2 separate regions of the Homo sapiens genome follow, and region 2 is linked to region 1. The links are chromatin loops, found by intact Hi-C in ENCODE. Cell type or tissue: endothelial cell of umbilical vein. All regions are shown on one strand.

The links. A loop is a pair of places that touch in the nucleus more often than their neighbours do. Peaks named below come from ENCODE experiments on the same cell type or tissue, not always from the same donor. Only the 100,000 strongest peaks of a DNase experiment are listed, where the experiment ranks them.
Region 2: it touches region 1 in a loop (5-fold over the local background); 1 of 110 quality-filtered maps calls a loop at or near these places.

The regions. Positions count from the first base shown.
Region 1 is chr4:133,128,465-133,132,464 of GRCh38, reverse strand. All of the region lies in intron 7 of PCDH10-DT (PCDH10 divergent transcript), which reads left to right. Among named protein-coding and RNA genes, the nearest start is that of PCDH10-DT, 19 kb to the left of the region's middle. In endothelial cell of umbilical vein, no CTCF peak of the experiment used is centred here; a DNase peak (open chromatin) is centred at 2,014; H3K27ac peaks cover 970 bases.
Region 2 is chr4:132,990,487-132,994,486 of GRCh38, reverse strand. No RefSeq gene overlaps it. Among named protein-coding and RNA genes, the nearest start is that of PCDH10-DT, 160 kb to the left of the region's middle. In endothelial cell of umbilical vein, no CTCF peak of the experiment used is centred here; DNase peaks (open chromatin) are centred at 1,626 and 3,096; H3K27ac peaks cover 2,319 bases.

The sequences.
Region 1 (4,000 bases):
GAAAGCACTGAGTATATTTTTACAATAAAGAAGTATTCAAATATAAAAATATATCACCTAGATCTTTAAGAGTAAGGGATTTAATGTGTTGACACCCATTGAACAATTCAAAATGCAATTTGAGAGCTACTTAATCTGTCTTTCTTGTGGATATTGCTAAACCACAGGCACAGAGAGCTTAGTTTACATATGGATCCTCCCTTCCCCAGATAATTGTATTTACTAAGATAAACTTTACCTATTTTACTTTAATATTTCTTTGAAAGGTAAGTCCCAGTTTAGAAATTAGTGACTGAAAGGCATCACGCTTTTAATTACTCTTAAAAAGAACCTTATCTATCTCCTTTGAAAACTCTAAATTAGATTAAACTTTTGGGAGAGAAACAAAAGCAGAGGGGAGTTGCCAGTGAAGTGTTTTGAAGCCAAATGTAAGTTACCAATCCTTTTATGGAATAAAGGAAACTAAGAAAAACAGCAGCTGCCATTTCAGCTCAATAACTCCAGTACCTCCTAATGAAATCATTTTAAGACTGCTGAGTAGAAATAGTTTAAAGGTCTATTGTAAAAGAAACAAGAATTTTATTCATTAAATTAGACTCGTCAGAGACTGCTTTGAATTTGCAAAACTGAATAACCTTTTATTCCATGGTTATAGTTAAATCCTTAAACTCATTTGATTTCCTATGTCCCATTTGATTTCACTTTAAGTTTTCACCTTTACAAATGCATTACAGGCCAATCCCATAATATTTTCATTGCTCTCTCACTTTAGTAAAAAGGCAACAGAGTAACTCTTCATAAAATTAGCACACGACTGTGGGAATATAAATTGCAGAAATGAAGTCTCCTGATAATGCACAAGTAATAGAATGGAGAACATTTTTGTTTATGTGTTTTCTCAACTTCAGATAGCTAATGGAGACTTTCTTTTTTAAAAAAATTTTAATAGTGACATTTTTATGCTGTAGAATATTAGACTTGTACAGAGATTACTTTCAGTTTTGTTACTTTTCAGTTGAGATTTATTCAAATGCAGAATTCATGGCAGTATTTGAGATTTTGCCGCCTAACAGATATGAGACATTAATTTGTACTTCATTAATTTAGAATTTCTGAAAATTTAAGTCTAGTATGATTTTTTGACAGTGAAAAAGAAGGTATGCTAAAAAAATAGTGTACATACTAAGTATGTAAAGTATACATATATACTTATGTATATACTAAGGAAAAGTATACATACTTAGAAATGAGCAGGTTTCAACATTTTAAGAATAGTTGAAAATGTTCAAAGCATTATTTTTCAATAACTTTATGTCATGGTTACAACTTACTAATTATATCATTTATCTTCGTAAGAAATATTTGGTTGTTCTAGAGCTTAACATACTTCACATTATTACAGTTTCTTAAAAATACTTAAATTTTTTTTTCAATGTAATACATTAGAATTTTAATCAAACAGTACAGTGAACAAAACAGAGATCTATTGCTCCAGCCTCCCTATCAAGACACCCAATCCCCAGGGGCAATACTGTGAATCTTTCAGCTGTTTCTTCTGGTATTTGTGCATGGCCCAAGCAGTACTCTGATATTTCTGTTTCTTGATTTTCTACTTTAGAATCTATGTTTCTATTAATGTCTCAGAGTGAGATTTCTTTTAACTATCTGCCCATACATATAAAAACATGCTTCCTCTCTCTCCATTATCCCAAAAGAGCTTTATTATATTTTTTGGTTAAAATATTATTTAGTGTTTACATTATTATGAGCATATAAATTTGCTTTTATCTGAGCTTAGTATTATACTTTGAATACAGTTGGTTTCTTGAGCAACTGTTTTTATTGGAGTTTATGACTTGTTTTATCATGTGTTTAATTTGCATATACCTACCACTCCAACACTCCAGAAACACTATAAATCCTGTCAGTACAAACACATCAGGTAATCTCCTGGGTGTTTTTTTTTTTCCTTTTTTGAATGCCAGCTTCTGGAACAGCTGATCTCTAGGTCAGCTACATAGCTGCTAACCCCAGACTTCCTATCACCGACATCCCAGACATTCCTTTTGCCTTTTTCATGTGTTCAGTCTTTTGCTTATCCTCTTTCTATTATTTCTTAATTTTAGCAAACATTTCCTCCAGAAACTTATGAGATAGGAATCATGGGCATTACATTTTTGAAATTCTACAATTATGAGAAACATTATTGAACATGGTATTTGACTGAAGATGGAATTCTAGTTTAGAAATTAGTATTTTTCCAAATGACGAAGTTGTTTCTTCTAAATCTTAGGACGTTCCGATTCTAAATCCAGATCTGTCTAATGTGAACTGTTGTGCTTGTTAATCTCTCCAGAAGATTTTGTGATTATCTCTTTATCTTTGGTATTCCAAAATTTCAAAATGGTACATCCTGTGTGCCACTCCCCATAAAAACACAAACAAAAAAATACATTTCACTGGGTTGAGTACTCAGCAGGCCTTTGTACATTCTGAAAGATAAATATCTTTCAATCTTTGAAAATATTTTGATATCATTTATTTGATGATTTTATTCTTTTCTTTTGTTGAATTTTTTTTCCTTAAAATTTAAATCAGTGCTCGAATTGTATTACCTTTTATTGTCTATTTTCCATATCTTTGTGATTTTTCTGCTTTCTAAAATGTATTCTTAACTGGACCGTCCAACCCTTCTGTGGATATTTTTATGTCTGTTATTACATGCAGTAACTTCTAAGAGTTATTTCTTTTACTCTCAGTTTACTTTTTTAATAATCTCATTGTGCTCTTATGGATACATTATCTTCTATTATGTCTCTGGAAAAATTAATATTTTCTTTTGAATTATTATCCTTCTATGTTTCTTCTTTTTCATCCAAGATTTATTTTCTATTTATTGATTTTGTTCACTATTTTTCATTTAGAGGACTGGTTTATATGTGTTACTCATTGACCATCCATTCAGTTTTGAATGCTGAGCAAAAATGTTGATTTACTGCTCAGAATAAAAGTTGATTGGATGCTTAGTGTGCATGAGTCAGCTTGCAAATGGCTGGTCTACCTCACAGTAAGGAGAGTCACTTAATTATTTTTAAGTATAAATGTTTAGGGCCCATTTATCCTGGTCTGATGTTCATAGAGAAGAATTTTCTAATCTCCTGCAGGTGAATGTATGAAATTGGCTGGGGAGTTCCATTTTTGATGATGCAGATGTTCATATTAAGCCTGTTGTTTTTATTTGGCTCCCGTATTCCCCTCCACTCCTGTCAGCTGTGTCTGGTGATCCAAAGATAAAACCTTCTTTTGCTTAACATCTCCATAAAGTTAATGTGTGTTGAGAAGAGAGGGCTACTTTAAGGACTGGTAGGAAAGTTAAAAGTATTTTTAGAGAAGTAATCTTTCCTGTCATTCAACAAACCTCATTATTTTCAGTCTCATCCCACAAGCTTTAGTAGTTCTTTACAAGTCACTAGTATTTCCCATTTCTGAGTAATTCAGTGGTCTGCAAAGAAGGACTTGGTTTGCTTCCTTTGGTTTTTCCCTTGAGGGAGCTTTGGCATTGGCTTTCTTTACTATACTGTATCCGTTACTATGTATCTATCTACTTTTCTTTTACCAAAACTTTTTGACATCTCTCATCTGCTGTAGTTTCTTCTCCGTTTCTTGTATTTGTGTGAATGTTTTGCATTCATTCACTTGTCACATGAATGCAATTTAGAAAAAACATGCTCAACCAGAACTCAGTGCAACTTCAATTTTGTAAAACTATTCTGTAATTCAACAATTTTCAAATTTTATTTTAGTGACTTCACATTAATGACACTTTGCATTAGCTGAGATAGCAAAGTGTTCGCGTGAGGAAATGGTTACTTGCTAGCTATGGAATTCAAATCTTGTCTTCTCACCACTGGGATAAAGTTGATTTGAAAATGAATATATCTATATACTGACTGAATTCTTCAGTCAATAAAGAAATATTCCTACAATATACCAGAGTGTT
Region 2 (4,000 bases), 140 kb after region 1:
ATAGTACTGAGTAAAATCTATTCTTACTACTCTAACTAGTGTCCAGATTTATCTTTGACACTCTCCAGGAATGATTTACATTTGCTTCTATTAAGTGACCAGGCTTATGCAATTTTCTTACAGCAGTTTCAGGGATTGAGATAATATGAAACTGAGTTTTGACCCTATTAAGGCCAATCTCCTTTGCTTACCCTCATTCTTGGATATAGCTTGTCAATTTTTGGTTCTCTGTCTGTTCCAGTTTTGTCTTTTGACCACTTCATTTGGAATTGGCAGATTCTTCTAGAGGAAATCTGAGGCACTGGGTTTGTCTCTTGTTTCCTTCTTCTGTCAGATATTGGCCCCTTTTCTTCATGGTCACCTTAGCTCCCCAATCTTTTCAAAGTAGATTTTTTTTAACAGTTTTAATCATTTTCTTCATAGGTGTTTATGAGGATTGAAAAAATTAATTTTCACAAGTAGGTGACTTCACAGAATATAACACTAAACTATTAACACCATATTTTCTTGGCTTATAAAAATCATTATACATTTGTAATTATAATAATTGAATAAATATAATTATAATAGAATATGATATATAATTAGTCTACTAGTAATACTAGACAATTAGTGCTATACTTTCTAGTGCCTCATGGCTTCTACAAATTGTTATGTATTTTTTCTTCTTGTTCCTTTACTGTCTATTCCCCTTAATTTGTCACACCTTCACATTCCTTAGGAAAGTAGATCAGGGTGGTTAAGTTAATTTTTATCCAGATAAAATGGAATTAATTTATAGTACCTGCAAGATAATGGAAAGCCAGCCTGTAGATCTTTGAGCTACAATGTTCCAATAAGCTTGGCCTTGGTAATCATTATTGCATGATATAAACAGAATGCCTTATGCTCAAAAGCACCTCTGCATGGCTTGTTAAATGTGACATGGATTTATATCTCCCCAGAAGACACTTTACTTGGCAGAACTACCTTCTCTTACATGTAGGTATATATTATCGTGTAAAACAATGTATGCTTTTGTACAAGAGCGTCATTAAAAGACATAGGCATGAAAGACAAGGTCCCTCTAGGCTGACATAGTGCCGTCTGCCACCAATCAGGTACACAACTTTCTGTTAAATGTTCAGCAAGCCAAGCCACTACCCTGAAGCTTCCATTTATTATTTCAGTTTCTCCCACTTAAATATAAATAGCCATCAAAAGATTACCAAACATCTGAAGAAAATTTAACACAAAAAACAAAGCCAAAAAGAAAAAGAAAAACAATACATTTTGGATAAAACAAAAAACAATATAGAGAGCTAAGGAAAAAAAAATAAAAAAGAATTAACATCCTCTGAAAAATCAGAGCAGATCTCTGATACATGGAAAGAAAACCAGTCCAGACAAGTTGAAATGGAGAAGTTTGTTCCAAGGACCAGCAGTCCCAACTGAGGACAAAGAAGAATATTAGTAACAAAAAAGGGAAAATCTATAAATTTAATAGTATAAGTCCGCAAGAATCCTTCCCATAAATGTGTTTGTGAATTCCAGCTACCAGGGTTATCCCTTTAGGCAGAAGTATAAAAAACAAAGAAACAATGGGGTTTTGTTGTTGTTACTGAGTCAGTAATTTGCAGGAAAAGGCCAAGGCTTCCTTTATTTTGAAAACTACAGCTGGACCAACTGGACAGGCTACTCAGGCTTTTTTTTTCTTTTCTGGGTACGAAGTAGGTATGTGTTTTTCTGTATCTGTGTGCATTTACCCCCATCTGTGTGATAAAATGCAAATCTAATTGTCATGATGCCATGGCAAGGTATAAGCTGCTTTCACACTTCAAATATGGTTAAGATGTTGTTCCAAATATATATAAATCTGTTTTATTAAAATTAATCACTTCTTTGGAAAATTTGAGTCTGAAGTATTTTGAATGTCCAATAAACTGAATAAAGTCACTGGAAACCTGTATTGACAATTATTTTTTTAAAAAAGAAAAGAGCATGCAGGAAGAAGATTTTCAGAAAATTCCTAAACAAAGCTTACATTTTAATACTAAGCTCTAGTTTTTATTTACATTAGTAAAGAAAATTAAATATAAAAATCATTTTGATTATTATCAAGATTATATAACTCCACAACCATAAAATAAAATTTTCTGAGGTTTCTGGGCTAAACATAAATTAAGAAGTCACTAAGTCCTACTCTCAAAAAGCTGGATTTCAGAGAAAGTAAATGACTTCCTAGAATCCCATAACTTCTTATGACAAAGCCCAAACAGAATCTAAATTCTTATATAATCCTAATCACATGGCTTTTTCAAATCATCAGGATATTTCAATAACACTTTCTGTTTGAAAAACTGAAATACTACTGTTTCTTTATTAGACTTGCTTTCAAATTTCCACTCCTTTACTCAAACGTCACTAGGAAAATAATATTTTAGAGTTTTTAGTATGTAAAGTTGAAGTCTTGATTTTTTACATTTTGTGTTTTATGTATTTGTGAAATTTATTTCTTAAGATGCATCTTAGTCTGTTCATGTTACTACAGTAGAATAACCTCAGGTAGGGAAATTATAAAGAATAGAAGTTTATTTTTTCGCACTTCTGGTGGTCAGGGAGTGGATTCAGTTGTCTGGTGAGGGCTGTATCCTCCAGAGGGAAGGAACACTGTATCCTCACATGGTGGAAGGTGGAAGGGGAAGCCAGTTGAACGTTGCATGAAGTCTCTTTAATGAGGGCCTTAAACCCATTCACAAGGGAGGAGCCTCATGGCCTAATCATCTTTTGAAGGCCTCCCCTCTTAATGCTATCACATTTGCAACATCTGAATTTTGCAGGGGACACATTCAAACCACAGCAGGATGCAATATGAAAGATCTTTGCTTATGGTCGAGGACTCTATAGATTTCATTTTTGTTGTTGTTATTTTGTAATTCATCTATTCATTCAGTGATGACTTTCTGAAGGCCTCGTGTTGGATAGTATGAATATCAAAATAAATTAGGCATGATACACACCCCAGTGAGCTTTCAATCTATTAGAGGGAAACTGATACATAAACTGTAAATACAATACTAAGATTCTGGAGTCACTGTAGAAGTAAACAGTGGGTACAGTTGTATACAAAGGAAAGAGTGGTAAATTGTATCTCTGGAATCCAGGAAAAACCTCACAGAGGTTATATGACTTTACTCTTGAACAATGAGTAGGCTTTACTCATAGAGATAAGGTGACATAGGGATTGTGGTGATGGTGGGGGTAAGGGGTGGTGGTGGGAGAAGTTGAAACAAAAAGACCATTCTTAGCAAAAACAAACTTTCAGAACTGCAAGTATTTTGATATGGTTAGAGAGTGATATCTGATGAGAATTTCAGTAAGGGATGATGTTAGAGGCAGAACTTGACGCCTCCTTCGTCATTATTTAGGTGATTGAATATGTTGTTTTTCTCCTATAGGTAAAAGTGAGTAACTGAAGCAAGAAGTAGAATATTTATATTTTATAAATATATGAAATATATTAACAGTGAATTGAAGGGGATAAATATTTAATTTTAAAATACTGGGCAATTATTCTAGCCTCTAATCCTTAAAATTAATGCCATCATGTGTGGGAATGCAAAAGGCTGAGTATATGCACTTGCTTTAGTGGGTGTAGATCAGGAAGTGGTAGTCACATACAGGATTTGGGAAGAAAGAATTATGGTCAATTTTCTACATCACTGGTTTCCTGAGGAATAGAATACTGAAAAATTGGCTGTTTGGGAAAGGAGAAAGTTGTAGTTTCAGTTAAACGAATTTTAGGGAAAATTAAAAATGTTGATTAGAGAGTTGCATATATAGATGAAACCCAGGAAAAGAATTATCTGGAAAATAGAAGTCACCCTAGTTGTACATACATATGGGAAGAAAAGAGGAGCAATATACAATTCTAGGATATATTTCTACTTAAAAATATTATTTAAAATATTGATAAAAAAGGACATTTAAATAGTACTAAAATATTCTTTAAAATATTGAT